Linked DNA regions of Homo sapiens: regions 1, 2, 3 and 5 are each linked to region 4. A link is a loop called in an ENCODE intact Hi-C map of the cell type or tissue named here. Cell type or tissue: HCT116. All regions are shown on one strand. Links, peaks and the distances in the headings refer to the core of each region. The heading gives the core; the rest is flanking DNA. Region 1 overlaps MMS22L (MMS22 like, DNA repair protein). Region 2 has its middle 31 kb from the start of MIR2113. Region 3 overlaps LOC101927314 (a long non-coding RNA gene). Region 4 holds the start of LOC124901364 (a long non-coding RNA gene). Region 5 has its middle 4.8 kb from the start of MIR548AI.

What was found. Hi-C counts contacts between places; a loop is a spot of excess contacts. Peaks named below come from ENCODE experiments on the same cell type or tissue, not always from the same donor. Only the 100,000 strongest peaks of a DNase experiment are listed, where the experiment ranks them.
Region 1: it touches region 4 in a loop (3-fold over the local background); 19 of 110 quality-filtered maps call a loop at or near these places.
Region 2: a loop joins it to region 4, with 5 times the contacts of the local background. A loop is called at or near these places in 18 of 110 quality-filtered maps.
Region 3: it touches region 4 in a loop (5-fold over the local background); 16 of 110 quality-filtered maps call a loop at or near these places.
Region 5: it touches region 4 in a loop (4-fold over the local background); 36 of 110 quality-filtered maps call a loop at or near these places.

The regions. Positions count from the first base shown.
Region 1 is chr6:97,183,156-97,189,559 of GRCh38, forward strand. MMS22L (MMS22 like, DNA repair protein) reads right to left here. Exons shown (of 25, transcript NM_001350599.2): 15 at 3,342-3,535. Among named protein-coding and RNA genes, the nearest start is that of MMS22L, 97 kb to the right of the region's middle. In HCT116, for the core only: a CTCF peak has its summit at 3,436; a DNase peak (open chromatin) is centred at 3,436.
Region 2 is chr6:98,051,853-98,058,256 of GRCh38, forward strand. No RefSeq gene overlaps it. Among named protein-coding and RNA genes, the nearest start is that of MIR2113, 31 kb to the left of the region's middle. RefSeq lists an enhancer at 4,306-6,330. In HCT116, for the core only: a CTCF peak has its summit at 2,829; a DNase peak (open chromatin) is centred at 2,862; H3K27me3 peaks cover 289 bases.
Region 3 is chr6:97,701,890-97,708,293 of GRCh38, forward strand. LOC101927314 (a long non-coding RNA gene) reads left to right here. Exons shown (of 5, transcript NR_110757.1): 4 at 394-475; 5 at 5,798-6,404. Among named protein-coding and RNA genes, the nearest start is that of MIR2113, 320 kb to the right of the region's middle. In HCT116, for the core only: a CTCF peak has its summit at 3,799 (motif pointing right); a DNase peak (open chromatin) is centred at 3,812.
Region 4 is chr6:98,843,171-98,849,574 of GRCh38, forward strand. It overlaps LOC124901364 (a long non-coding RNA gene), which reads left to right and starts at 3,839. Exons shown (of 2, transcript XR_007059690.1): 1 at 3,839-5,670; 2 at 6,404. RefSeq lists an enhancer at 4,807-4,926 and a silencer at 5,037-5,256. In HCT116, for the core only: a CTCF peak has its summit at 2,779; a DNase peak (open chromatin) is centred at 2,791.
Region 5 is chr6:99,116,568-99,122,971 of GRCh38, forward strand. No RefSeq gene overlaps it. Among named protein-coding and RNA genes, the nearest start is that of MIR548AI, 4.8 kb to the right of the region's middle. In HCT116, for the core only: a CTCF peak has its summit at 3,059 (motif pointing left); a DNase peak (open chromatin) is centred at 3,034; H3K27me3 peaks cover 1,952 bases.

The DNA of each region.
Region 1 (6,404 bases), core at 993-5,992, 1.7 Mb before region 4:
TTCCTCTTCTCCCCCAACTCCAACAATTCTTTGATTCCATCAGGACCTAAAATCCACTGATCCTACAACCATTTCCTCATCCCTCCTTGTCTCCATGCCTTCCCTGTCCCTTTTTAGGACACTTGATTGCATGGTCCATTATTATACTCATTCATTTATACTACCAACTCTTGCTCCTTTCTTGATTTGTGTACTCGCCTGGAAAAATCATCACCTGTTTAATTCAAACTCTTGGCCTTTTCCCCACATGTACCAGTATTAAATGGCTGAAGAAGAACCATGCTGACTGATACCACTTTACATTTATGACTACAGACTTCAAGTAGGCTCTTAGAATTGGCCAGCATTCCTATGACATTTCCCTAGTCCATTCAGTCTTTTATTCTCTTAGGGTACAATTGCATATCTTCTCTTCACTCTTCATCAACAGCCAGCACCTTCTGCCCCTTCCTCATTTTCAGCTGATGGACTGACTTAATACTTCACAGAGAAACAAGAAACATCAGAAGAGAACTATCACAAGCTGCTACCACATTTACGCAGTTGCCTTCATCTGGGCTCACTTATTCTGCCTTCTCTTCTGCTACTAGAGATGAACTGAGGCCAAGTTCTCTATAAGATCCCATTTTATCTGGGCACTAAAACAAAAGTGACTTTGTTTGTACCATGCAATTTTCCTTCACTTTGGAGCATTCCTGTCAGCATTTTAAATATACTGAAATGTCTCCCATGTTATTTAAAAACCAAACAAAAACAAACCTTCCTCTTTGACCCCTCTAGCTACTATCCCCATTTTTCTACTTCTCTTAAACAGTGATATTCAAAAAGATTAATCTAAATTTGCAGTCTGGAATTGCTCTTTTCACCTTTTCTCTGGAATCATCTTCTATCAGGCCTTTGCCTCTCCACTACATACAAACTGCTCTTTCAGGTCACCAGTGACTTCCCTCTTATTAAATCCAATGACTAATTCTCAGACCTTATCTCACTTGATCCATCTATAGAAACTGAGCTGTTGATCACTTTCCTCTCTTTGGGCTCCACGGCACCACACTTCCCTGCTTTTTCTTAACTTACCTTCATTCCTCTCCAGTCTCCTTTCTTGTTTCTCCTGACCCTACAAATCTGAACAAAGGAATACCCTAAGGCCCAGTCCTCAAACTTTTCTTTTCATCCATACTTGCTCTATGGGTGATCTCATCCAGTTTCATGGTTTTAAAGAATTATTTATATATGGATGCTTTCCAACTTCAAATCTCTAGCTTGGACCTCTTCCTGAACTCTAGGATCATTATCTAAGTGCCTACTTAACATGCCTACTTGGATTTAATGAACATCTTAAAAAAAATTACCAAAAATGTTAATCTTCCCTCATAAAATCTGTTCTAGCCTCAATCTTCCTCATCTCAGCAAATGGCTATAGTTACCCTTAATTCCTCTCTTTATCTATTTGGTTACCGTATCTTACCCACTTAGCAAATTCTGTCATCTCTACCTTGAAAATACTTTCTTCAGATGGGAAACCTGACCACTTCTCACCACCTCTACTGCCACCACTCTAGCCACAGCTGCTCATTTTTGGGTTATTACAATAGTTCCCTAACTGCCTTCCTGCTTTTCCCCTTGCCTAGTCTTCCTATAAGTCTAGCCTCAACCTAGCAGCCAGAGGACTCTTATCACTCCTCTGCTCAAAACTTTTCAACAGCTTCCAATCTCAGAGTAAAACCAAAAGTCTTTATAACCACTTACAAGGCAGAACACAAACTAGCTCTCCATTACCTCTTGATCCATCTCTTAGTTCTCTTTCCCTTTCTCATTCCACATGAGCCTTTGCTGCTTCCCTATAGTTTCTCAAACACACCAGACATGTTCTTGCCTTCAGACTTCTGCAAAGCATGGTCTCTCATCTCCTTCAGTTCTTTGCACAAATATTACTTACTTGGGCCTTCCTGACCACTCTATTTAAAATCACAACTGCCTCTGGCCTTCTGTATTCCTATCCTATATTCCACTCTTTCCCACAGCATTTATCACCACACATTACACTATTTACTCATTTAGTGGTCTTCCTATGCCCCAACACTAGATTATGAGCTCCATCAGAACAAGTATTTTTGTCCTTCTTCTCCATTAGTATCTCTCCAATGCCTATTAAACTAGGTATTCAGTAACTTTTTTTAAATGAAGAAAATCATTCTCTCCTAAACTATCAAGTCTTTATTTCAAATCAAAGCCAAAGTACACATATTTTGCTTTCTATTTATATACCATTTATCTTCAGCATCTAAGACAGCACTGACTGAACTGATGCATTATTATTTTTGTTGACTGGCAGTTGGGATGATGCATGTACACAAGTTATATCATCTATTAATGACTGCTTAAACTGGCTGAATATCAATATTTATTTTCATAGACATTACAGTAGTTGGAAAATTGTTGTCCTGTCACAATTCTTTAATCTATCATCGTAAAGTCCTAATTATAGAAGTGTTATCAGAATTCAAAATCTTTTCAAATTTAAATCATTAGTCTTTTACACAGCACTTTAAGCTCAGTTTTCCTCGTATACACTAGGATAAATATTGGTTTAAATCTTAGGTTTTTAAAACTATTATTTAAAAATAAATTAAATACCTTTAAATGGACTTCATTCAAGTACATGGAGTTACCATACTAATCACTGTCTATTCCAATACTTCTTAACATATTTTGAGCAAAATACCCCCTTGAGAAGACAATGGCCTCTTCTTAGAAATGATATATATGCGCATATATTCAAATTCTTACCTATAATTTCATGAGATCCAGAGTCCCTTAAAGCCTAAGGACATGTCTTTAGGTTAATAATCAAATTAAGTAAAAATTACAACTTAAAGTAGAATCTAGTAGAAGTCAGAACAATAACATCCTATATATTCAGTGTCATTCTGATCTCATCTTCTTGGGATTGAAGTGGTATTTATTTTATATTCTTTTGCTCTTTACACAAATTAACTTCATCTTATACCTATGTATCTGCTCATACAATTTGAAAATAAACTACTTGAATCACACGTAATCAAATGCTAGTTTACCTTCCAAAATATTACATGCATAAGAAAAGCTTATGTATATTCAATATTTTCAGGATAGAAAATTATCTTATTTTTAGTAAATAATCATTTAATTTTTAGCAATAAATAAGCCAAAGGATCCCAATTTATTAATATGTAATTTGTTTCATCTTTCTGGCTGACAAAATGTTTGCTATACAAGAGTTTGTTACTAAGAAAATAAAGGAAAATACTGACAAAGAGTCTGCAAAAAGAGAAATTAGCAAATTAATAATTAATGCTGACCTGCAGCTGCATCCGCAAGTTGTGAGAAAGGCACTACCTGTGACATTCTCTGACTCTTCAAAAATGAAAAGAAATGTCTCCACAGTGCACTGGCAACTGCAGCAAGGTGGCGCTCTTTAGCCGATAATGAAGACTGTACAAATAGGTCCACATTGTCCCTTTGAAGTTCCTGACACAATTGTTGATGCATACTCCTAAAAAGAAATAAAAATACAGCTAACACCCTTAATAAATGCTTACAAAAATCTTCTTAAAGTACATTTTGAGCTTTTTCCATTTATATCATATGAGAAACATTTTATATAATTAAAACCTTTATGCCAAGACATTATGCATTTCTGGTTGTTTGATGGATGAATGATGGCATATTAAGCATCATAAAGTTAATGTTAACTACTAATGTCAACCATTAATTATATGCTTTTTAATATGTCAGATCCAAATGAGAAAGAGGCAGCTTCAGAATGAAGGTCTGCATTTTGCAACTCACACATGACAAGTGATTTTTACTTAAAATCTAGACATGAAAACAATTTTTAAAACAATTTTCTCCTGAGGGCTTTAGGACATGGATGTACCAAGAGGAAGGTAAGTACAACTGGCTTATGCGTGGTATTTTAAATTAAAATACTTTCCTTGTTTAGAAGACACAGGCCTTGTGTAGTAGACAAAACTATGCTAGATACAATCTTACTACTTTGGTCCCAAAAGATTCATAATCATTCTCACTTGGTAGGCAATAATATACAATAACAAGTTGCTCTTCATAAAATAATAAAACATAATTCGATACTGCCTCAAATTTTGATTAATCATTTACTCACCTTTGCTGATTAATTCAATCGAAAATTTAGATATCTCTAGACCTTAATAGAAACGTGCAGGAAATTGAGGTTACCAAAGAGAGGGAAATAAGAGATCTTCTTAGTGATGTGGAACAGAAGGCATTTATGTTGTGCACCCACTGATAATATGATTATTTAAAACTAAATGTACAACCATGCTATTATTCCTGTTTCTGTTTATATTACTGCCAGATCAACTGAGTAGACATAAATGCATGGATACATTTACATTTGCATTTTTTTTTCAATTATACAGAAAGCAGCAAAAAATAACCAATGGAAATTATGGAGAAGACTTCCTTTAATAGAGATAGCATTCCACTAAGAAAAATAATTAAGTACTTTAAAAAAGATGTTTGATGTTTTTAAACAGTTTAGGGGAAGTGGATAACATGAAAGAACTATACAAAACACAGAACTAGCATGTGTATCTAAAGCAATCCCACAAAAAGATCAAGCTGGTTATAAGATCACATCTTAGAATATTTCGCATAACTACCCAAGAGTGAGTAAAAATTCTAAGTATAAACTGTATAACATTAGGGCCTTGAGCCCCTTTACATTGGAATTCCTGGAAAATTATGGGATATTACTTAATACTACAGGAAATATTCAAAAAACAAGTGAACAAATGGCTGGGGAAAGAGTATACAGTAAACAATTCTCATAAAAGCTAACCAAATATCTGCTATGTCCTCTCTGTAAAAACTTCTTGAGATGCTTTCAACTTGAACTAGTGGCTAGAGAACCATTTCAGTTCCTTTATCTTAGAGTGAGATAAATAACAAACCACTAAAATCTATCTGGCAACTAACTCAACTGCCTATATCAACATAGCAAAGTTCACAGTACATTTCTACACAGTGGAATCCATGTAAAATAATACCACCATTTCTACTGCCCTTTATAGCTTTTTCAAAGTATATTGGTTTCAAAAGACAATAAATAACTTATGGTACTTGAGTAGGATGGATTTTGCTCACCATATCTAAAAAAGCCATTTTATTTACTAACTAAAACCTATTCCCTAGGAAGGAGTAACATTTCTGATCGACCTCTATATATGTGCTAGAAATTCCTTAAATTAATTAAATTCTTTTAAAATCGGAACAACTCTATGAGATAGGTATCATTAATCCTCTTTATAGATGACGAAGCTAACAGTAGGAAAGCTAAATATGCCCAAAGGTCACATGGCTAGAAAGGGCTGGCCCCATCATCTGAACTTAAATCTGACTCTGAAGCCCACTTTTCTTTTTACACACTAAGACATGCACCCTTATGCGCCTACACATACACAAGTTTTAAGTGAATTAAACATTGATAAATTATCTTCTCTTTCTACTTAGGTTAAAGAAATTTCATCCCAGCACTTTGGGAGGCCAGGGTGGGTGGATCACTCGAGGCCAGCAGTTCAAGACCAACCTGACCAACATGGTGAAATCCCCTCCCTAATAAAAATACAAAAAAATTAGCCGGGCATGATGGTACACGCTTGTAATCCCAGCAACTCAGGAGGCTGAGGTAGGAGAATTGCTTGAACCCAGGAGGTGGAGGTTGCAGTGAGCCGAGATTGTGCCACTGCACTCCAACTTGGGTGACAGAGCAAGACTTTCTCAAAATAATTTAAAAATAATAATAATAATAAATAAAATAAAGGAATTTCAGAAAGCTTAAGAAAAGGGGCTGGAAAAGCCACATGTAGCTGTGTCTTTTGAAGGGCCAGGAGCAACATCAGAATTCTAACATTAGGAAAGACTATAAGAAGAGATGCTAGAAAACATGTATTCAAGGCAATAATGAGAAAGGCCAACAAATGTGAACCACCTTTGACCTCTCCACAACAAAACGTTGAGGTACCAGGGAGTATAAGTATGAGCTAACGTGGGGATAGGACTCAAAGTTCTGAATCCATTAGGTTTAAAAAAAAAAAAAAAGCCGAGTGCAGTGGCTTATACCTCTAATCCCAGCATTTTGGGAGGCTGAGGTGGGTGGATTGCCTGAGCTCAGGATTTCAAGACCAGCCTGGGCAACATAGTGAAACCCCATCTCTATTAAAAATACAAAAAATTAGCCGGGCGTGGTGACATGTGCCTGTAGTCCTAGCTTCTTGGGAGGCTTAGGCTGGAGGATTGCTTGAGGCAGAGGTTGCAGTGAGCTGAGATTGCACCACTGCACTCCAGCCTGGGCAACAGCGAGACTCTGTCTCCAAAAAAAA
Region 2 (6,404 bases), core at 503-5,502, 790 kb before region 4:
GTATTTTCTCCCACCCTAATGGATAGATCTCCCATTGATTTCAAAAAGATCCTGAAAAGCGTATAAAGAGATAAAAATCTGATGCTAATCTTAGGAAGTAGGATTCACTTTATTCCAAAGGTTTTTCATCATCTAGTTTATTCTTATCCTTAAAAAAATTTCTGTCTCTAGCTACCAAATATAGAAGTACTCTATCACAAATTATCTTTCCGAAAGAGAGGGAGAAAGATTGTTTTCAAATCCCAGATTAATAATTTTTACATAACAATTTCTAAAAACAAGCTTGAAAACAGAATGCTTCCTTTAAATTAGCTGCTACTGTACAAATTAAATTAGTTCGATAAGTAATCTAATCATGCCTTGCTCTATCATGTAGCTAATTAATATATTATGACTTGAAGAATTCTGTTTATATTAAATGTATATATAATACACATTTCATGGCTGATCTTGCAAAGCAATTTTAACGAATGATAGCTGCTGTGTGGAAGCTGAAAGTTATATTTGGAAAGTAAACTTTAAAAAGATTAGTCATTTGAGCCAACTTTTATCAATACATGCCCTACCATTTAAAATCAGTAGTTTGCTTCCCTTTTAAAATTGTGCATTATGGGTTTAAACGACATTTCATTTTACTAGATGTTATTAACAGCATTAGTTTGTGGTTCCACTTTAATATTATCATCTGAAAATTAAGATGACAATAAAAATCAACCTTCATGATTATTCCCCAGGAATGAGTAAATGCAGTAGTTACAGTGTTCTTAACGAAAATGATACTGATGTTGCTATAAAAAAAGGCATTTAAAGTAGCTGTGTTTAGAGTATCTCACTAATTCTTGAATGTCTTAGTTAAAACGGTTCCCAGATTCCATAAACACCTGTTAGTTCCATCTTTTTAGAAAACAGTGTATAGAAAGAAGTCACCTAGATCCATTCCAATGTACATGATTTTTAAACCACTTATACTTTCAAACCACTTATATAACATATGCATATAAATATAAAGTGATAAAGCTAGTGTATACAATGATTTTAAAGAAAAATAAATCATTTTAGAAATAAAAGTTTTTAAATAATATTGAATACATGTTCTAAATGTCAACATATTCCACAGATAACATATTTTGCATTTCATATTGTTTAGGTGTTGTTAGGTAACACATCTACCAAAAGTCTCTGTCTTGGAAGGGCACATACTATGACCAAAAGCTTGGAATTTGTTTTACAAAAAATGTAAGTACTTTCAAAATATCAAGAGTTTGAAGGAAGTACTATTTATTATATTATTACTCCTGCATTTTTGTTTTGGTTTTGTTTCTTAGATAGAGTCTCGCTCTGTTGCCCAGGCTGGAGTGCAGTGGCATGAGCTAGGCTCATTCCAACCTCCGCCTCCCGGACTCAAGCAATTCTCCTGCCTCAGCCTTCCAAGTAGCTGGGCCTACAGGTGCATACCACCACACCTGGCTAATTTTTGTATTTTTAGTAGAGACTGGGTTTCACCATGTTGGCCAGGCTGATCTTGAATTCCTGACCTCAGGTGATCCAACCGCCTCAGTCTCTCAAAGTGCTGGGATTATAGATGTGAGCCACTGCACCCAGCCTCTCCTGCTTTTCTGAATAAACAAAGTATTGGAGATATTAAGCAACCTGGCCAAGTTCACCAAGATCATGAGAGATGCAGTAGTCTGAATGTCATACTATACTGTTTTGAGGCTTGTTGGGTGGGGGAGAATTTATGAAGACTCATTTATAATGCTGCACAGTAGGAGTGGAGAGAGAGTGGAGGTGAGCCTAACACTTTTGGATGTCTTTTTTTTTTGGAAGCAATCTATTTAAGAAAGAAAGAGACTGAGGACCTAAGCTAGAATAAAAGTGATAGAAATTTAAAATTATGTATGGATACTAGAAATATTGAAAAATCTAAATTAAGAAGACTAGCTAACTGACTACACAGGAGCTGAAAGGGGAAGTGTGCATAATGAGACAGAAGAGAATTTACTAAATAGGATACAGTTTATTCTACTTTTAAGGATCAACATAAAAGGAAGTTACTCAAACTTAGAGAAAATTTCTACAATGTTTTAATAGCTGTTTTATGAAAGAAAGTCTAATTTAACCTGCTATTCTTCTCATTTGTTAAAAAGAAGAACAAGAAAAATTATATTTTTTCTTTAGACTCGATTATTCTAGGAAATTTAGTTCTTCAAACTCTAAATTATTGTTTTCTTTTTATGTTTTCCATATATTTCCTCTTCTCATATATTGAAGAATAATTAGCTAGATTTAGTCATATTAAATGTTCAAGTGCCACAAGTGTCTCTGATGTAAATGATCTGACACTAATAAAAATAAGTTTTCCAAGTGATTCATTTTGTAAAACATTCCCAGATTGCTATATTGTAACTTTTTCTGCCCTCTCTGCCATAAAACATGGCATATAAAGACAGGTTCTCTTATCTCAGAGTAACTTATTTAATTCACAAAAAGATCACTAATTCATTAACTTATCAAAGAACTGCTAAAATACACTGAACTGCTCCTAGTCCCCACCCTGTTCTGCTAATCCTGGGTGCCCATCAACCAGTCAACTAGATAAAGAAAGCCCTGGATATAGAAAGTCTTTCATTAGGCCACCATATGGCTTTGCAGCCGCCATACGCTTTTGGCCCTTCTCTCTGCTCTTATAGGCTCCACAGGCTGTCAAGTGGTTGCTGGTCTGTACAGTTTCATATCTTGCTGGTCTATACAGTTTCATATCTGATTTTTTACTCTGAAATGAAGTCCTTGTCTCAAATGTGGCTGAACAATCTTCAGTTTCACCAGTAGGTGGGGAAACTCATTTCTTTTTGCTTATTGTCATTTCTTTTTTTTTCTTAGAAGAAAGTATAGCATTCTTTCCTATGGTCTTTCCCACAACACCACTTATGTGCTCTGGGTTTCTGTTTACTGCCTCCTAGGGTGTAACAATGAGGAAATCAGGAGGAAGATATTTTGGGAAATAAGAAGCTCAGTTTTAAACCTGTTGATTACGTTAAAGAATACAAATCAAGGAGATAAAAATCAATTTATTTAAAAATGTTCTTTACATGGGATAAGAGAAAACTGGTGGCCTTTGAGAAATATCTTGAATTGAAAAGTGAAGTAAACATAGAAGCCAAATTTTAGATAAGTATTCAGATGACAAAATGATCATATATACTCTACATTTCATTTCTTGTGGATGAGACAGCACATATAAAATAATATAGAATGAAGTCTACTCTGTTTTTAAAGATCAACAGAAAAGAAATCACTCCAACTTTCTGGATAACCAACTAAAATGTTTTAATAATTTTTCAATTAATGAAAGTCTTTTTAATCTACCATATTTGACTTAGCAGTTATACGTGTGACATAAACATGGAGAACACCAGTCATCATTTTCCACTTGCAAAGAAAAATGGGGTTTTCTTTTTTAGACTTCATTTTTTGAGAAAAGTTCATTCTTCAAAATAGATATTGTTCTTATAGTTTTCTTCCTATGTATTTTTCAAACACGTTCCCCTCTCTTATTATGGAAGAATCACTAACTAGCTTTGGCCAAGGAAGTTAAATGTTTAAGGATAAAGAGTTCTTAGTTCAAGAAATGGAGACTCATTTGTCAGAAGTAAGACACTAGAGGATGGGTATTGGGTAGCTCACAGCAGTATACAGGAGTCAAGATGACAGTGATCTGGCTAAAAATTAAAATGTACATTATTACCCTTGAGCCTCAATACATGTGTTAAAGGGATAGATGTGGACTGACATGCTTTGACATTTTTTGTAGAACTTTCGGCTTCCTTAGTGCCTTTATCGCAGCTTATACAATCAGAGAGTTCACAAAGCTAGGCATGCATTCTCATGTTAAGAAGCAAAGAAAAATTAAAAAATTGAAAATTAGAATTGGTTTGACCAGTTTTTACTCTTTTTGCTAATCAATTCTGTAAAAATATGGACATATATACTGACTAAACTTAAGACATTCAACATTATGTCAACCCAGATGCTATGATTAAGATGTAAAATCAGAAAATCTGAGTCTAGATCATTTGTTTCACTATTAAATAATTTTCACAACTATTAACAGTCTTCATCAATACATTATTGGGCCAAATTAACTATCACTGAAAAATTCCAATGAATTATTTTTAATACTTTATTTTACAAATTTTATTTAGCAAAATAAGTGTAGTAAGTAAAAGGTAGCTCAATTCCAAAATCATTGTGTAGGTAAAGCTGTAGAAGAAAGATGCCTATTTTATTGGGAATAGTTTATAATTACCATGAAAATACTCAGTTCAACCTGATAAACTACACAATCTAAGTCTATTTAAAAATATGTGGTGGTATTTAATTTATTATCATGAATTAGGTATCTCGCTAAAGTTCTACTTCAAAGAAAACCTAAGTATGTCAGTCCAAGTATACCCATTTAACAAATGTACTGATGCTCAAAGATATTAACACACATTTTATTCTCAAGTCTGGGACATTGTCATCTTGACCCCTGTATACTGCTGTTAAACACAGAGGATTTACTTCGAAGCTTTCATTTAAGGAATTGAGTTATTATCCTTTGCTTGACCTTTGTCTATGGCATATTTATCACAGTGCCCTGTAAAACCATAATGTGTGAGAAAAGTGAGAAAAGGAAGTAATATATTTGTGATTTACAAAGAAAGAAGGAATACATATAAATCAGACTTTTAAAATGCATTAATAGGTACCTCTTACATAATTCATTTATAGTCCAAAATCTCTCCCTAAAAATGGTTTTTGTATGTTTTTAAAACAAACATTAGCAAAAGTTACTTCAAATTAATCATGATCTATGATTTCCAGTATCTATTGCCAGATACTGTTTATATTTATTACTAGGAAGAAAAGAGGGAAGCAGCATTATTTTTTAAAGTACAGAAAGAAATAGTTTTCAAGCTGTTCCCGTAATGAGCTAGAAATAGTAACCCTGTCAAATTTAATATAAAAATAGTGTTATAAGCCTATGGCATCTATTTATTACTGGAGAACAAAAGCCTTCATCCATTTCCTTTAGAGAATGACATTTTTGTAATTCGCTGCCCATTTCATTTGTTCCAAAGGCCTTCGTGGGGTGACAAATATCCCACAGAAATGGCTACTGATACTTGATAGGATAATGTGCAGCCCCTCAGGACAAGGGCAGAGGCAGCAAACTTATCATCCTTTAGTTTAGCTTAGCATGGGTCACTAACAGCGCCAGAGGTGACAGAAGATGTTAAAGTGTGGGAAGCAAGAGCTGAAAGCTGTAGGAGGGGAGTTTTTATAGTTTATCTTTCTTTTGCCAAGAAGCTACGGAGACAGCTTGAATCACATTGTTGATTTGGTTCACTGCACGCCGCACTAACTGTTTCTGGAAAAGAAGAGCAAGGGGGAGAAAATCCAACACTTATGGGTCATTCTCACCAACAGCATGTGGCATTTCAACATGTCCTATAGGAGGAGGAAATGCATATTTAATATTTTAGTTTCAAGTTCATATTTTAAGAATGCATTATCCTGCTGGAAGGTCTGTGGTGAATAATCAGTAGGACGTCATTATATCAACCTGATAATCTTGCAGAGGAAAAAGCGATAGCAATGTCTTTCATTTGGGAATTTTCACAATATTGTTTTCTGTGTTAGTGTGGATAAAAAATGACTAGTATGACTCTTCTTAAAATTTTTAACTTACAAATGTTACAAAAATGTTGTACTTTAAATTTATCATTAGCATTTGTCCATTAAGGACAATTGACTTGCATGAAATCTGAATATACATATTTTATTCCCAAGAAAATTAAATCAGAATAGAACTCTCCCTTAGAATATCATGAAAGAATGATATGCACCAGCTGGTATATTACTTCTGATTCTATTAAAAGATCATGTGATCAAATTCTTCTAAACACTTCTCAGTTTTAAAAAAAGAAGAAAGTAAAAAGAAAAACATAAGTTCTTCATTAGGCAGGTATCTCTCATCATGGCTGTCATTGCACACAGTGACACTCACGGAAATATGATGGTTATGTTGTGATGTCTCTAATAGCACATCTAGTAAAATGATTCTGTTTTTGCAATATTAAGAAATCACTTTTTTATGTTACATGTGATTTGAATTAATTCATTTTAAAATTTCATTTATATGATGCAAAAATTCCTGAATAACTGATAGGAAAAAGAACTAAAAATTGTGACCTTGTTTCATGAGCAAGATGTCAACTCCACCTGAGTAACAGTTTTGATGAGTATCTGAAGCATGATGTCCTGCATTAGAACTGTCAGGGCTTCTTTGATACATTTATTTCTCTTCTTTAAGCAGAAGAAAAAGGTCCACTTCTGGATTTGTTTCTGCTAATAATAAT
Region 3 (6,404 bases), core at 873-5,872, 1.1 Mb before region 4:
TCAGTCATACAGCTTAATACTTTAATATCTGATGATGCAAACTTAGCTTGTAAGGATTTGCGCATCTTGCAATAAAGTTCAAGTGACTAAATTACTTTGTGTATTTACAAATGACACATGATGGTACATTTACCTCTTTACTGATGTTAGCTGATACATTAGTCAGATCTCTAGATTGTGAGAAAATTCTGAGGAAATATTGCCTGGGGTAAATTTTAATTTATGCAGGAAAAAATTAAATGTATGCTATTTTGCATAAAAGCGCAAGTGTGAGTAAATTATGTATGGTAAATTCTCATTGCTGAAAGCTTCTTGCAAATGAAGAATAGTTTTATTTGTGTCTTACTAATATACCAACGTTTGGTTAGTTACATTTACTCCTGTTTGCTACAGGTAAAATGGATGGAACATCAGACAGCTCATTATAGAGACAAGTAAGCTCCAGTTCCAAAGTTGGTTGACAGAACAAGTCATGGTAAGTCTTGTAATTTTAGCACTACTGTACATCTGCAAGCTGTCTGTGGGTAAAATGCTTACTAAGCACTGCATTGGGGCTGTCAGAATGCTCATGGGTTGGTAATTAAATACAGACAGTGCTATGGTTTTATGGAGCTAAGCCAATATTTGTGCACTCTAGAAATCTCTTCTAGAAAGCTTTTACTTTGGACTTTAAGTTTTGGAAGAAGTACATTTTATTTTTATTGAGTAAACTTTCATTAAAAACACACTTTCTAGAGCCTTCACTGAAAACATTCATTTCTGTTTTTGTGTGATAAGTCAATGGCCAATTCACCTAGCAAAGAAGTCAATTGTCAGCAGTGCTGGCCTTTGCAGTGTTAGTTTTCCCTCTCTCAGGTTTTATCGTCAATTACTATTTTTAAAACACTCAACAAAAAGATTTGAAAGTAAATAGAAAGATCTAAAATAGAGCTGCTGGAAAGAAATATATTTATTTGCCAGGTGTGGTGGCTCATGTCTGTAACCCCAGCACTTTGGAAGGCTGAGGCAGGAGGATAGCTTGAGCCCAGGAGTTTGAGACCAACCTGGGCAACACAGGGAGACCTTGTTTCTATTTAAAAAAGAAAAAAAATTATCCAAGTGTGGTGGTGTGAGCCTGTGGTCCCAGCTACTTGGGAGGCTGCAGTGGGAGAACTGCTTGATCCCAAGAGGGACTGCAGTGAGCCGCGATTGTGCCACTGCACTCCAGCCTGGAAGACAGAACAAGACCCTGTCTCACACCCCCCCAAAAATGGTGTTTATTTAATTCTTACCACTTTTTACTTTCCTTCTGGAATTTAGTGCCCTAGTTTAAATATGAATTGCTTGTATACTTCAGTAGGAAATGAATAATTTTTCCTTTATTCTTGTTATAGATGTTCATTTTGATAGGTATAGAGTGTGTCACATAAAAGCATGCTATATAGCAGCACTAGAACCTGCAAACTATGACCCAGAAATCAAAGGCCAAATTCTGCCTGCATTTGTTTTTTTAAATGAAGTTTTATTGGAATACAGCTCATTTATTTATAGTTGCTTTCCTGCCACAATAGCAGAGTTTAATAGTTTGACAGATATTTGTAAAGTCTAAATTTTTTACCATCTGGCCCTTTACAGAAAAAATTTGTTGACCACTGGACTAGCACATGAAAACTTGTAAAGGAATACATATTTTTTATTTGTTTTTGTACTGTTTAATAACAAGAAAGAATACAAAAATATCATTTCAAATGAATTTTATTTTCTTTAACAGTGAGGAAAATTTGTGTTATTGCTTTACATTTTTAAAAAAACCTTAATAATATCCTGTAGCAGGAGTTTGTGGTTGGATGCAAATCCGTGTACACTCTTAGGTGGATAGTTAGTAAGTTTGTGTACCTTTAAAGGGAAATATTTTCTAACACATGCTGTGAGATTGGCATAAAAAGGAAACGGAGAATAGAGTTCAGGTGAGTCAGTGAAGTGGCTTCTAACCATGCAGCTATTATATGCCTGAAAACTGCATGCATTGAGGTTAGTCTGCAAGCCCTTACCAGCTTGTTATTGGCAAGGTTTCCAAACCTCTAACTGTATTATGGCTGTGGATTCATTATCTATAGCAGACTATTCCCCATGACTGTCTCAAAGATAGTTCCTGGGCCAACTTATATTTTTTAATCTGTACATTTACTTTCCAAAGAAAAAAAGTAAAAGAAACTTGTTAGGAAATTAAAAGTGTACATGTGCTGTTATTTTAAAAATTTTTTTGGTGTCATTTAGTTGTGAAGTAGCTGTGTATGCACATTTATGGTTAAAAAAACTGGTAGGACTGTGAGGTAATATACTACTTTCCAAAGTATAGCTTTTCTATAAAACATCTAGCAGAAGGATAATAGGTAATGATGCAATGGTTAACATTACCATTTTCAAAAAATTGAAAAGGAATCATCACTTGGAGCCAGTTTGGCATTTTCCTATAAGACATCCTATTTAGAGCTCTGCATCTCTGCTATGCAGTTCTGTGAATTTGAATCCAACAGAGAAGATGTAGCTTTCATACAATTTTCTTCAGTTATAAGAACCATAATCGTTCCAATGGGATGCTGTAAGCCTGGGTCACTTAAATCATTTCTGAAGACAGCAGGTGCTCTTCAGGGATGTGCAAGATGAGGAAAGCACCTGTTGTTGATTGTGTCTCAGCATCACCTACATAAACTTAGTGCAGGTCGACGTGTTCAGGAATCAGTTATGGAGAAGGATATGAAAATTTTGCACTAAGCAAATGAGCTGGAACCTAACAACAAAGAAAAATTTCCTGAAAAGTTAAGCAGTGTAGGTTCACAAAATATTTAGATACTCTCTCGAAGATAGTCCTAAGAATGTAACTGAATGGGACACAAAAATGAAGATATAAGTATTTACATTGAAATCTACTTCTCTGAAATAATTACTCCCTTCTTATCTGTTGTAAGATGTAACGCAAGATATAACATTCCCAGTCTTCTGTATTCCAATGATATGTGGAAGAATTGTGAGGATATAGAGCAGAGGTCAAAATTTGTGACATTGGGACAAATATAGCCTTCTAATATTTTATTGACTACAAATGTATTTTCATAAACTGGAAATTTTATTTAAAAATTTAGATTCCCAAATTACGTTGAAAATCTGAAATATTTTGATATTTGTTTTGTCTTTAAAATATTTTTTAAACATAAAAGTTGTACATGCTGTTGGTAAAAAAAAATTCAAATAGTACAGAAAACCATAAGGAAATGTTCTTGATCCCAGTTTCATTTTCACATTTTATTAAGTATTCTTCCATAAATGTAGATGAACATACATGTGAAATATACAATTGGATCATGATAACCATATTTTTCTATGCATAGATATTTTTCATTCCGTATTTTAACAATTCTCTTCGATTTTATTAACTTATATTACTTGAATTGCTTTATGCTTTCTTTTATTCCATTTTTATTTTCATTGCTTTAGTATTTTGAAATTAAATTATTTGATAAAGCTTCCTTTTCTCCTCTCCTACTTGATTTTGTATTGTACACATTTCAAATGCTGTCCCTATGATCTTGACAGTGTGTTCTTGCAGTGATAGAGGGCGTTGGGCTTCACAGCACCAAGGGCAGGTTGGGGCTTTCCAGCCACCTCTGTGAATACCATGCTACCTTCTTCTTGGATGATCTGTCATTCCTTTATGTGGCCATCCAAAAGTTTTATTCTGGCATTTTTTCTGAAAACTCACAAGTAATAGTCATTTTTGGAGAAATAATGGTCCTTTTCTTAAAGATGTGACCATGAGGTGGCAGTAGCACACAGCAAGCATTACTTGGGTGGTGCTTTGGTGGTTTTGTAAATGGGGGAGGTCCCTTATTGCAGGACGCCTTCCCAAAGGCAATAATTAGGGGGCCACCAAGCTAAAGGAGAGGGAGGCAAAAGGAACTCTTGGGAAGAGGAGGTTTGGAGAAGGAGGCGTCAGTCTAGAGGATGTTGCTCAGCAGCATGATGGAGAGACTCTGGGTGGGAAAGCTTTTAAGGGCAGCAGAAGCTTGGGGTCTGTTACAGACCCAGGGTTTATCTTATCTACGGTTAGCAGATGTTAGGTGCAGTTTTGTGGGGTTGCGCAAAGCAGGCAGGCTCTAAATGGCCAAAAATCTACTTATTTGGACTACATTTGAAACAAATGGATGTGCAAAAATGTGCATTTGTTGCCAGTGGGCTTTGGAGCTAGTGGTTCCACCCTGCTGTGAAGAAGTAAACACTGTAGGACCAATGTGCACAGACCATCTTATAACAACTAGGCCTCACTGGTTTTGTTTGTGTATGTGTGTTTTGTCATTATAACATACTACAAGTCTACAGAAAATATATACATAAATGCTTGTAGATACACTTATGTACAAATATGCGTAGAAAATAGACACATATAATGAATAGCATGTACGTACCATCTAGATTTGTTAGATTTATAATTTTGTCGTAAATGCTCCAAGTTTTTTAAAGGACTACATTACTAGAGTTGAATTCCTCTATACCCCTTCCTAGAACGATTCTCTTCCCTGCCTTCTTCAGAGGCCTTCCTATGTGTGCTTAGATTTGTATCCTAAATACGTATCATTTTAAAAAGATGTATAAAATTGTTTTGGGATGATTTAAAACTTTATATAAATGATATCATACTGTACATAGCCTTCTGCACTCTGCTTACAATTTTTGAACTGATTGAAATGTATTCAGTTGATACTTGTAGATCACATTTATTTACTGTTGCTGCTAAATAACATTTTACTGTGTGAATATAAAATGATTTAAACAATTTCATATTAATGGCGATTTAATTTGTTTCCAGCTTTTTATTTTTGCAAATGATGCTGTAGAGAACATTTCTGAACACGTCTTCTTATGCAAATGCTTCTACTTGGCTGTTTCATTGAGAGATTCTAGAAGCAAATCAGCAAATAATTCCCAAATAACCTATTGGCACAGGTCTAGAGTTATATCAAAATTAGATATAATTCCTATTCTTGATAAATTTATACTCTTAGTTTATAAGCTTTGTGTATACTTACAAATAAGAATTTTTCTACTATTTGGTAGTGTTTATCTCACCTGTCATTTTACTAAGTTTACGTGTATTTCTAAGACAGATATGTCATTAATGTCATTGCTTGATTATTTTCTCCAATACTTGGTTTTGGTAATCCCCTAAGATGCAAAGCAGATGTGACTATCTGAATTACAGTTTTGTCTTTAGGAGAACATTGTGTTAAAAAGCTTCCCTGAATTCCTAGTGCTGTCACTTTCTCAGTTAATGATTTATTAAATACATCAGAGCAATTAGAAAAATGAGATTTTTAAAAAATGTTTTCCACTACAGCTCAAGTAATTTAAATCACTCTTCTAAGAGATGTATGTTGGGAGAAGTCATAAGTGGAATGCACATGACATAGTAAGGATAATGATCAATGTAAGCAGATAACTTCTAATGGGAAATATATACATAGCTTTGGAATTACATTCCAAATCACTTGTTTTCCCAGCATTTATTGTATGCAACAAACACATAGAAAGTGGTTAGCTGAAACAGGTAGTTTGGAAATATTTTAACATTTTTATCTAAACAAATGACAGATTTTTTTTAAATGAAAAATGCTAAGTATAATAAAAGTGTATATTTATGTTCTCGGCAGCCAAATGTGCTTTTTAATGGAATTTAAATAAATGGAATTTTTATGACAAAAAAAGCAACAGTAAAAGCAGTGATTATGTTTTTCATAGTTCATTTGCCTTCTTTGCCCTGCAGACCTTGTGTGGAGGAAAATGAGATCCCGAGTGAAGTCTACAATGTCATTGACTCTGAAGAAGGACTCAGAGACCCATTGGTGTTTAATGACCCTTACTGGCCTATGCAATGGAAACTGGTATGATCTTCAGAAATAGATGGTTCTTTGGCAGTGTTAAGAAATATTATTTTTGTCATGTTCTAATGCAGTAGATAGGCACTTTTATGCACTGCCTGCTTTTATCTATTGGTTTTGCAGAGAGAGACTTAGCAAACTTTTGATGAAATATTACTGCCATCTTATTAATGAACACTAATCCTTTTAATTTGATTACATCCTTAGGGTTTGATTTAATCTATAAAAGACACCAGTAAAAACCCCAAGATATTTAAATTTGGTGTGTGTAAACAGACTCATTACATAGAAATGTTGTTGCCATTCAGGCTTGAAGTTTTTGTTCTTGCATAACTTAGAATATATTCTATATTACATCAATACTGAGAGAACTTGTCTTTATGGATTAAGTGGATGTTAGAACATTGCCCAACAGACTTTTTTTCATAATGCTTATTTTGTTGGACCTTTTAGTATCACATTGCCCTCCCATTTATATAAGACGGTAATAAT
Region 4 (6,404 bases), core at 901-5,900:
GGTATTTGTGAGAATGAAGGGGGACAGCTGAGAGCTGGGGAGCAAAGTTCTGAGGCAGGTTTCCTTCAGCTCCCACCCATCAAACTTCTGGGTGTTTCTGACCTCAGCTCCCTGCTTCCAATGAAGAGGAACCTACTCTTTAAGAGCTGAAGCACGGGGGAAAACGAATTCTTAGACCCCCTGGAAACCACTCCCCTGCTGGGCCTAAAGTCAGTTCCCTAGAGAAGGGAGCCCGGGAGACCCTCTGGGCACCCCGGCATCTCAAGCCAGAGCTGAGGGCCCGGAAAGTGAGGGGCCGCGCCTCAGTACTGGAGGCCTAGAGTCCATCTCCGCGAACTGGGGGCTCTCAGGGCCCGCAGAAATCCCCCTTAGCCCTCCGAGGCCCCTGGAAGGAGTCGCCCCGGGAGAGGAAATCACTCAGCTCTGAAAAGCGTCGCAAACGGGCGGTGGGAGAGTTCTAAAGCGGCCTTTCGCCTCTCGGAGGAGGTGAGGCCGAGCTGGGGATGTGCGGGTTTGGGGCCCAGAACTGCACCGCAGGGCCGCAGAGGCGGGAAGCTGGCCGGAGAGGAGTGGGAAGGCGACCAAGGGCAGCAGCAGGGGCTCCTGCGGGGCGCAGGTCTGTGCTGGCGCCGGGCCTGGCCTCTGCAGGCTCGGCGGAGCCTCCCGATTGCTCCCGCCGCACCCGCCCGCGGCCACTCACCCGGCCCCGCGGCCAGCCCGGGCGGGGTCGCACGCAAACAAGGATGCTTCTATTTACTCGCCTCTGCCTGTAGATTTCTAAGACATTCAGCAGGCACAATCATTAAACTAATTTGTGTTTGATTGTTTGGGCGGACGGAGGGTAGTTTTATTGCGCTAAGCATTCAAGCAGGCACGCATCGCTGATTACCAGTATACATTAAATAAAGTTGTTTGTACACATTGTCTTACCACATATAGGCAGAGGCTTATTATTCTAATTACTCTAATTAGTGCATTGAAATGTTTTCTACTTGATTTGAGGAGACAGTGATTAGTTCTATTACTTCTTTTAACTCGTATTTTATGGAAAACTGTTGGTGCATGTTCAAATTACTTTATTTGCCCCTGGAATATAACGCTGACCCAAATGCAGTGAACTGCACGGCCCTTGTGGGGCCCCAACTTTGATGTGGGCCTCGGCTTGGAAGAGGCGTCTGTTATTTATTATTTCCCTCCCACCAGCGTAGCCTGGTCTCCCAGCGCCGTGCCCGCCGCCCCCGCCCCATCCTGCGCCCCAGATGCGCGCCCCGCTTGGACCAGTCCGAGCAGAGGGGGGTTCCGAAATCTGCTCGGACGCAGCATCGCTGGCCGCCTGCCCCGCTAGTTCCCCGAGTGCGATTACTTTTTAAAGGCTCCTTTAAGCATATTTCCGTGAATCTGTTTCTTGTGCTTTAATGTTACTATTAATTGATAAGATCAGCTCATCAAACATACTATTTCGATAGGGAATTGTAATTAAAACCTTAATCCTGTTTGAGACTTTCTTCTCTCTCTAAATTCCTTTTTCTTATGAAAGGGGTGCAAAGTTCACTACAAAAAGTACTATAACAGGGAGATTAATTCGTTATCTAAATAACAATCTTTGCTATTGATCCAACGTACTTTCCGCCACCTTTTGTGTTGGTCCGGGAGGCCCTTAAAAAAGAGAATATACAAAGCAGAAGATCTGGACCAAGCCCCACCGACTCCGATAGACTTGGGAGAGCGAGGGGATCCGCGGTCCGCCCCCCTTAACCACAGTCTGAGGAAGCTTCAGAAGTGGGTCCTGGCCGTCCCAGGCGATGCCACTGGGGAAGCGCAGCGCTAGAGCCGCGGGCCTGGGAGCCGGGCTCCTCCACAGTCCTCTCCCCTCGCAAAGGGAGATCTGATCTGCTCAGTCTCTAGGTAAATATTCGACCGATTCTGCTTTTACTTTTAATATTTAAACTTGGATTATCCCGTCTCCAAATGCGCGTTCCTAACCTTTGCCAGTGGCTGGGATGTAATAAATCCTGGCGGGGCCGGGGCGCTCAGCCTCCCCAGGTCGCGGCCGCTGCCTCCCTCCCCCGTCCCGCCCCGCCCCGCGGGCCCCGGCCTGTCCGCCCCTCGCCGCCCGCAGCGAAAGCCGCGCCGGAATGAAATCAGCGCCTCCCCGCAGCTGACGGCTGAGCATCCTGGGCGCTGGCAGGCGGGGGAGGCCGCCCTTTATCCCGGCTGAGGAGTCCTCGGGGGCTGCAGATGGAGCCGCGGCTACCCGGAGGAGAAAGAGCCCGGCTTCGTGGAGGCAGCAGCCCCCAGGCATAGGAGGGGGTAGCAAGTGGGGCCAGGGGCCGGGAGGTTGGGCGGGGTCTATGGTTTGTATGTGTTGGGTGGCGGGTCGGGGAAGGTACCCTTTCCAAACCTATCTCCCCTCCTCGCTAGCCCTTTTAAAAAGGTGGTGGCCCCAGTTTGAGAATAAGCCCCAGCGTCTCTGAAGCCACGAGGACCGTTTGTGCTCCCAAGTCAACTCAGTATTCCGAGATTTTCTTCTTTTCTAAGAGCTTCACCCCCTCCCCACACCCTCCTTCTTTCCGTCTAACAAAGTCTTCTTTCCCCCACGCACAGACTTGTTATGTAACAAAGTCTCCCAGGCGAGTTTAACTGGAGAATAAAGGACACCCTAGCCCCACCCCTCCTTTCCTTTCCCTTCCCTCCTTCCTCCCCGCTCTCTTCCCTCAGTGCATCTGTTCTCCAGGACTTCTGTCCTCGCACCCAAGAAAGCGGCGGGCCTTAGCCGAGTAGAACTTTGGCGCCCCACAGTGGCATCGGCTCGGAACTACCTTTGATTTTACAGCCTCCCAGTCAGCACAACTGTTTTTGTTTCAGATCCAATTCTCCTTCCCCTTACTCCTCTCCTTCCTCACTCTACATTCTTTCCCTCAACCCCTCCTAGGCAAACACTTATGAAGGTGACTACGCATATGACCCCTACAAGGGTTTCTAAACATTTAGTTCTAGGTAATTCCTGAGTAGATATTTGAAAAGTTTAGCCAGAAAAGACACTACGTTCTATACCAGAAAAGTTCCCAAAGGTAGGAAGAAAGAATCACTTCCCCAGTTCCTTAGTTCCTACATGTTGAGGCTGTAGCAGATAAGTCTTTAGTCTCTCTAAGGAGCCTCAGCTTTTGGCAGGCATTAAGACCAGAATACCAGGTTAGAAGCCACGGTTAATAACAGGTACAATGCTTCAATCAGCAAAAATGGAGTCCAGCAAATGCTATTTTAACCCAGCCCAGTTTTCATCAGACACTTCTTGCTCTATAGTAGGTTTGTTCAGTTTTACCACTCAAAAGTGAGTTTTTTAAAAAGTGGATCACTTGAACAGAAACTCATCCATGGAAGAATTTTCCAGACTAGGGAAAACATTCCCCTAGAAACTCCCACCAAAGGTATCAGTTCAGCCTGTGGAGCTGAACTTTGCTTCCCTCAGAGCCCAGTGCATTTGTCCTCCCATACTATGGGCCATTTGCACCATGAATGTTGTTTTCTCCCTCCGCCTTTATCCAAAGTAACACGACAAGGAGAAGAAGAGAAAGGACATGGACTTCAGGCAGATCCCAGCAGTATTAATGGAACTGGGCAAAGGATTTGCAGTCAGAACACATGTGTTTGTCTATACTTCTATGCTTACTAACCAGCAACGGGGGAAAGTCAGTTGACATCTTCAGATCTCAGTTTTCTCATGTGCAGAATGTGGATAATATTCCTTTTTAAACTTTGCAACAGGGTTGAAGTAAGGCTCGGATGAAATAATGTATATGAAAGCATTGTATAAATTACCGCAAATCCAACCTGAAGCACTACTGTTGCCAACTCCAATGGAGGTCTTTGCTGTGACTAATAAGAAATGTTTGTTGTTTTGTTTTTTGAGACAGGGTCTCTCTCCATCGCCCAGACTGAATTGCGGTGGTGCAATCATAGCTCACTACAGCCTTGAACTCCTGAGCTCAAGGGATCTTCCCATCTCAGCCTCCACAGTAACTAGGACTATAGGCATGTGCCACCATGTCTCACTTTGTTGCAGAGTCTGGTCTGGAACTCCTAAACTCAAGCAATTCCCCCACCTCAGCCTCCCAAAGTGCTGGGATTATAGATGTGAGCCACTGTGCCCGGCTTAAGAAATGTTTTCTAACTTAAAAATAACCATATAGCCTTACGTCTATTTGTGTGGGGGAAGAGAAATGCAGGACAGTCATCTCAGTTGCATTATCCAGGGAAGGCACCACCGATTCTGCTTAGCTTTAAATTGGGGCTGCCACTCAGGAGACATTTTGTGTTTAGCATGTTCAGGTCCTGACTTGTAGCTGAAACGATCAGTCGGGCCCCTGGCGCCACATACCAGTGACTGCAGCGACTGTAGCTCCTGTGATGCGATGGCTAGCCCCGTACTCTTGCAAAGCACTCCATTTCTTCAACATCTTCCAAACTCCTGACGTTTATAGTGTCCATCTGTGGTGTCATTTATAGCAGCCTGGATTAGGAAGAGAATACTAGGCTCATGCACTTAAAACCAAGCACACACACGAAACAGCAGCAGCACTAATCACCCGCAGCTTTTCACGAATCCACACACGCCTCCCGTCTAGAGAGCCCCAGTGGCCCAGGGCCACCTCCAGTCCCTGGACTTGGAAATCAGGACGCTGTGGATCCCACAGGCGCCCCGCGACATCCTGGAGTCGCCGGGAGTGGCGCTGCGGTGAAAGCCGGTGCCTAGAGTGGGCTTAGGGGTCCCATTCCACTCGGAAAGTCCTCTCACCTCCCCAAGGGCCATTCTGCCGGCGCAATGTGGGGGTCCCTCCGCCACTCGAGCAGAGCCTGCCTAGGCCAGGCACCCCTTTGGGTGAGAGCGGAGGGCCCCTGGGACGCCCAGCCAGGCCTGGCGTCTGGGGAGCCGGGGCTCCTGTGTGTGTCGGGCAGGCTCCGATGGCCGAAGCAGGGACGAAGGAACGGCTTCGCTGCGGGAGGCTAGAGGGCTGCGCTTCCGCCCTCCCGGCCTCCCTCTTGCCGCATGAGCAGCGCAGGGCCTCCTGGGCTGTGCTGGGGTCAAGAGTTATGAACACTTCGTGTCCTCAGGAGCTCACGGGGGTGACGAGAGGCGGTCTGGGTCTGAAGCCGCTACACAGAGGGGAGCAGTGGGGCCTCGGGGAGCAGCGGGGCCTCGGCTTGGCGGCTCCCCCCGCCACCCCGCCACCTTTCAGGACCCAGGCCAAGCCGCCTCACGAAGACCAGGAAGCGGCCTCTGCCGGGAAGCCACCTGCAGCCTATAGTCCCCTCCCCAAGCGGCCCCAGCCCGTGCTATCTCCTACATAGTTGCCTTCCGAACGCCTGGAGGGCCCTGACCCTTCCGGTGTTCCACCGCAATGGGGTCGGGGGGAGAGGGGGGCTGTGGCTGCCTGAGACCTCCAGGGCAGCGCACATTACGGGCGGGAAAGGGAAGTCAAGGCAGGAACCAGAACATCCAGGGAGAATGCAGGTCTGACATGAGCCAAGGCCTTGGCAGTAGAGGAACTTTCACCAGGTCGTGGAAAAGACCAAGCCACTAGCCCCAAAGAGCCGGACTTCTCGCCAAGCGCCGGAGTCCCTGAACCAGGATATGTGGGCACTGCTCCCTGCAAGGTGTCGATAATGCAGGTACGTGAAGACACACGCATTTCCAAAAGAACAGACCTAAATGCAGAACTTTAGGACCCTTAGAGTAATCAAAGTTAGTTAGGAGGTGATTTAGCAATCTCAAAAACAAAAAAGGAAGAATGCTTTGGCAGAAAGAAGAGAGAAGTGGAGTAGGCACTCTGGGTAGAAGGGAACTGGCACAATGTGAGGCAGGAAGCAGGAAAAGGCAGAGGGCGAGCAGGTTTGCTGGGCTGGGCCGGGGAGCAGGAGCTGGCACCTGGCATGAGAGGGCTGCTAAGGGAAACAGTGTATGGAGTTAATTGGTAGAGGGTCTGGAAGAAGTTTTAATTAGACTCAAAAGGCAATTAAGAGCCATCGTAGAGGGGGAGATCCGATGGAAATAATGCTCCTGGAAGGAAGAGAGTTGGCACAGTGCATTGGATAGGTTGGAAAGTGGTAAGGATGAAAGCAGGGAGGTTAACTAGGTAGGAGGTTGCTGGTGTAGATCTGACTCAAAGTGGTCAGTCAGGGAAATTTGAAAAGGATAGGCAAATGACTGGTGCCTGAATGGCTGTAGGGGGAAAAAAAGACAAAAGAATGGTGATACCATGATTACATTTTTAAGGAAGAAAATGGACAAGCATAGACAGATGAGAACAAAAGAGAATTGTAGAAATTGTGTTCAGTTTTAGATGTGCTAATTTTACTAGTTTATTTCTCTTTTCCTTCCTCCATCTCCCCCACCCCCTCCCAGG
Region 5 (6,404 bases), core at 605-5,604, 270 kb after region 4:
ATTTCCTTAGCATTCTTTCAGCATTCTTTCTGCCTCATAGAACTTTCTACACATTTGGCTTCCAGTGATGTGGTTTTTTACCATGAAATTTATTTCACTCGGTTCAAATGCCTGTCACAATGCCTGCGGTCTCCCTCTCAAGACCCTACGAACAAGATTCAGCAGGAAGATACATGGTTATGGCACCCTAGGTATCCGTGTTCCATGGCACTGTTTGTACCTCATTAGTAAACATTTTCTTTAAATTATCTTGGATACTCATTAAATATTATCAGCTACTTAGAACCAAAGGATAATTATGAGTTTAATGAAGCGTGCACCAGCTTGCTCAAGTCTAACGTTTGTTTCTCTGCTGGGACCCCATTTTACTTTGCACTTATCCTTCAGCAAAGCTACTCTACAAAGTCACTTTGGCAATAAGAAGTATTTAATTAGATTAATGAATTTTTATCACCTCTCCTAGGGATTAGGCTTGTTAAATCCTGGCGACTAAAGAACAACAGATTTTTTATTACTAAATGTTTAGGGATGCGCTGGTTGTGCTGCAGTGGCAGTCCTCATAAGTCAGGCTGCTCTGGGCAGTTCTACCTTGGATCCCTTGGTAGGCCAGGGATATTTGGCAGAGACAACCTGTGCCTTCAGTTAAATCACAGAAATCAAAATGCAAATGAAATCATGTGCAACCCAGACAAGGCTTTCGGCAGCTGCCTTTCTGTCAGAGGCTGCTGACTTATTGTACCCTGAGAAAATGTGCCCTCTCTTCCTCTACTTGCAGGTGTTTGGGAGGAAAGGGAAGACCCTATAACCAGTACTTCCAGCTATTCATGAGGGCATGGGTAACCACTGTCATTTTCCTAACTCACGGGTGTGGTGAGTAATAAGGCATAAGGGGTGGATTTTTTTTAAGGATAGTATGCAATTCATCTAAAGACATTAAATGATATACATATGTAAAACAATTTGGTATCTGTTTTAGCTAATGCTTTGAATTATGGCAACGTCTTTCATCTAGAAACTTCAAAGCACTAAAAAAAAAAACACATTTCGCTCTATCACATTCCTATGAGGCAGTTTTAAAGTATAGATATTCCCACTTAATAAACGGAACAACTGAGGCACAAAAGGCCAGAATCAGCCAATGTTGTAAAATAAATCAGCATCACAACAAAAGAACAGTCTCGTGGTGACAAGACTGATGTTCTTTCAGAAGCGTGTAAATCCAAATGTAATAATGGTATCGTCCTTCAGAATTTTAAGATGATGTCCCAGGAAGAGACAGGAATAGGAATGGGGACTAAAAGGAGATAGGAGACTTCCTGGGTGATAAATTTTTGATCAGAGCAGAGAGGGGATAACAGAGAACTGGAGATGTTGAAAGTAAGCTTTATGGCAGTTCAGAGGAAAATTCAAACTAAAATATAAACAAGGAGGGCATCCTTAAATTTAGTCAATTTGTATACATTTAGGATTTAGTACAAAACATGTAATTTATATGAACCATATAATTTATCACCCATACTATGACATTTTTAAGAGACAAAGGGAGTGCCATCAATAATTGCACTAACTGTACCTGTCTCACTTCTTTGCACTCAGGCTAGTAAACAGTTTTGCAGTGTTTTAAATAAGTATTCTCCTTTAAACACCATCCAAGTGTTTTAAACCCTCACATTTTGAATGAAGGAACTGGGAGAGAAGTTAAAAAATGAGTATGGAGAGGAGCTTTCCATAACTGCAAAAATGTAAACCAAGTTTGGCATGTTTTCTTACCCAAGATCAGTTATCTTTTCTAACACTTCAGGTGGAAGAAATGCCACCTGTGAATAAATTGTACCAGGCTAAATAACCTATTTTCCCTTCTTTCCAATTATCTTTTTTTAAAAACTAATGTTCCCTGCAGACTGTGTTTGGTCAATCTGACCAAAGAAGTCACAAAGAAGGCGGCATTTGGGGACTGTGGTTACCTGTAGACACAGACATTTATCACCATGCTAACACTGCCAGTAGTTTACAGGGAGAGTTGGACTGGATGACCCTGCAAAAGCAGGCATCCCTCTTCCCACTCAGGTGAGGTGACGAATTAAGACAGTAGCATGAGGATTTTTTTGGGGGGAAGGTTTAGTTTAAAGACCACGAATAAGTATCCACACACTGCCCCTAGTCCAGTTCTGTCCAACAGAACTTTCTGAGGGGAGGGAAACATTTCACTCCTGCATAGTCCTATACAGTAGCCACCCACCACATGTGGCTATTCAGCATTGAGATGTGTCTAGAGCAACTGAGGAACTGAGCATTCAATTTTATGTAATTTTAGTGAATTTAAATTTTAAAGTCATGTGTGGCTAGTGGCTTCCATATAATACAATTCTAGACACTCAAATGTGTGTGTGTGTGTGTGTGTGTGTGTGTATATGTATATATATATGTATATATGTATATATATATGTATATATATATATATATATGTATATATATATACCACTTTGTTGTGTAGGAATCAGCAGATGCTGTACTTTTTCAATTTTCTAACACCTAAGAACAGTTTTGCACGTTAGGATCTATCTCGTCTTTAACTAGAGAAGCGGTCAAATCAGGAGTTCAGGCTGCCAGGAAGGGAGCAGGATGAAGACCTTCCCATTTTTATGCTGACATCCACCATCAGCGCAACGATTTGATTTAGCAGTGGTGGCTCTGGGGCCAACATCACAACCTTAAAGGGCAGACTCTCAAGAGGTGAAATAAAGTAGTGCAGCTACACACACCTGGGAAGTAGAAGCATATGTGAATCTGCCAAACATGAGATGCTTGTGCAAGAAACTAAATGCTATCTTTCATTTCTTTTATCTGCAGTTAAGACACAGTTTAAAATAGCTGAGTCGTTGCCTTTGTGCTAATATCATCTAATGCTATGTTTGAGTGGCAGGTCTGATTCATCAAGCTAGCAAGATCTGTCCTGGTTTGGATGGCTCTTCCTCCAGTGGAAGACATCTAAGTGACTACAGATTGAGAGCTCTTTTTCAATGCCTTTTGTAAACAATGCTGGTGTCAGACTACCCCCTGCTGGACAGAGAAGGAAGAAAAAAATTAGGTACCTTTTCTAAAAGGAACAATATCCTATTTCCTACAGGGATGGGTGTTTTGTTTTACTCTCAGTTTGGTAGATTATCACCATGAGCAATCTGAATAACATTATAAGCCACTGCCTTGGTCATACCCTTCTGTTTCTTCTAGATCTTTATGCAGCACAACACTGCAGAGGTGACCCATCAAGGGTAAACTTTGACTGCATTCTGTACCTTTTTATAGTAGGCTTACCACTCATTACAGGGCTGTTATAAGGAACAGCATAGGCTTCATGAAAAATCTAAGCTGAATAAACCGTAGAGGAGTTTACATTCGTGCAACTCACTCACACACAGAAGCAAAAAATCAGTTCAACACATGGACATCAGTTGACTAACCACCTGACATAACATCCTTCACAGTCACCAAACCATGCTATGGATGCAGTTATTGTAACTATTTGACCTCAACTCATATTTGCAACATCAATACAGCTTCTTTGCTATTAAGTCATAACAAAAGGACAAATTTCCTCTCCTATAAAGGTATTTCCCAAAGTCCAAATTAATTCTGTGACTCTGACCTAGAGTCACAATATACACTAAATCCAGTGCAATTCAGAAGTATGCATTTATTTCTGAATTTCATATATTTAACTGTTTGAAATCTTATTGAACTATCTTTTTTTTAAAGTTATGGTACTTTCTGTATCTGTTTTTCCCACTTTCAAGACAGAGTAAGATATATAATTAAATATAAACTTGCTTAAAGTTTTTAAATATTATCTTATTACATCCTTACCACAGAGAAATTATAGCTAGGCCTTCATCAAAATAACCAACTACTATGTAAACAGCATAAATGTGCTACATGCTATGCAGCTTCGTTTAAATGGAACTTGCCCCCTGGCCTTGAAGTTGTAAGTGAGACAGCACTGAAGACAGGTTGCACTGAGACAAAGAGCAGTGGCCTGGATATTGTTAAAAACCTATCACTAATTAATAAGAATTGGATGGATTACCCATTTTATTCATTTCCCTTGGCTTCATGACAATTATGCATTGACAACATCCTACACCACAACTACTGAAACCTTACAACACCATTTAAAACAAATTCAGTTTCAGAGAAAATGACACATTGCTAAAGCAATCACACATCCAGTCATTAAATCTGCTGCAGGGTCTGAACTGAACAGGCTAGAAATGAAGTAATGCTGCCACTTGTAAAACTGTCCATCTGCTAATGGGCACCCGCCAGCTATGACCAAAACTGATCTCCACAGGGTACACAGAGCAGTGGATTGTTCTGGGACAGCGGCGATTTACCACATCTCAGGGCCCTGTACTCACAGAGGAAGGGGGTGGAAAGGGGGAAGGTAGAACAGATTATTTTGCCATAAGGCAGATGAGAAAACCAATGCTAACTGTATAGTCATCACCTCTTTAAAGAACAAAAGAGAAGACTCCATAGGCGAACGGTCAGGCTATAACACTAACAAACTTCAGTAAATTCAGGAACTTCACAAAAGATAACCATCTTTAACTCGTCCTTGACCCTGTCTGCTCTTCTTTTATTTGGAACTTCATGGGTGAACATCATTCTCTAACCTCAAGATCATATGCACATGGGTGGGCACATGCACACATGTGTCTATCTTGACTGCTTCAGTGATCCTGTAGGTCTGACAAAGTCACATAAGAGATACTGGGCCAGGTGCAGTGGCTCACACCTGTAATCCCAGCACTTTGGGAGGCCGAGGCGGGTGGATCATGAGGTCAGGAGGTCGAGACCAGCCTGACCAACATGGTGAATCTGTGTCTCTACTAAAAATACAAAAATTAGCCGGGCATGGTGGCACGCCCCTATAATCCAAGCTACACAGGAGACTGAGGCAGGAGAATCGCTTGAACCTGGGAGGCAGAGGTTGCAGTGAGCCAAGATTGAGCCGTTGCACTCCAGCCTGGGTGAGACTCTGTCTCAAAAAAAAAAAAAAAAAAAAAGAGAGAGAGAGATCCTGAAACCACAAGTTATAGGAGTCTATATGCATGTGGGGGTATTTTTTGTCACCTGGTTAAAAGAAAGGCTTAGTCAACTGGATGCGGAAACTGCAGAAATCAACCTCTCCTGCTTTCAGGAATAGGCTCCTCTGCCAAGGCTAACACAGGAATATTCGGTTGATGAAGTGAATCTCTTTCTTCCGTCCACCTTTATCTCCCTCTGTATGAAGTAAAAACAGGAATGTCTGCTTTCTTAACAAAGAGGTTTTGCTAATGCTTGAGAAATGCCTTGACGGTGCAAAGTGATAGGTGTTACTGGAGTGAGGTACCACAGGAACAGACAAGCCAGGGCATGGCTGGCTGCTGGCTGCTCTGGTAACTGATGGTGCACCTGGGTGTTCTGTTTGGACCAGAGCACCAGACCTGCTCACACACCCTTCTCCCTTCCTCACTGACAGTCTCTAAATTGAGCAAATGCTGACAGCCAGTAGGAACAGGTCCCCAGCTTTCCTCCCCAGGGCTACCATGGTGCATGGACAGCCTTATTGTCAAACCGTTAAAGCCCAGTAAGATGAAAAGGCTTAAACAGTAATGAGCTGCAACTTATTTTCCGTCATGAAGTTTTCACTAATAAAGACTTTACATCTCTTCGAGTACATGAAAAAGAAAGCCTTTTGTTTGTTTTAAAAAAATGAGCCATCCAAAGACAGAAGCACATGAAAGAAAATCTCTTTTAAATTTGTCCATCTCTTTAAAATTTGGGAGTGACCATGAGGCAAGATAAGTCTATAAGGTATTTTGATAGAAATCATTAAGATAGACTTAAATTTATGAAATGAATAGGCCACACCTAATCAATCTATTTTCTTGGCCACCTTCCTGATCAATGTAGGTCAATCTCGTTTTAGCTATTATGTTTAATTGGTTTTTTTCAAAATGGTAGTTCCTGATCAGAATCATATGAGTCACAGTTCAATTCATCCACTTCATACTAAACTGCCTCTCTGGTAATGACAACTAATAGTGATTGTACACTTAGCATACACCAGACACATGCTGGCCTTGTCCATATATTACCACATTCAGTCTACACGACAGCCTTGCAAGAAGGGTTCACATTTATCCCCATTTACAGATAGGGAAACTTTGCCAAGGCTACCTAACAAATAGGGCAGAGTCAGGACTGGAACTCAGTGGACTCCCAAAATGGGCCTCTTAACCACTATGACATGCTCCATAAAACCCATGGAATCAAATCATTGATTCATACACAAATATATAGAGAGACATATATCTTAATGTACATATGTATTACATATACACACAAACACACACACACAT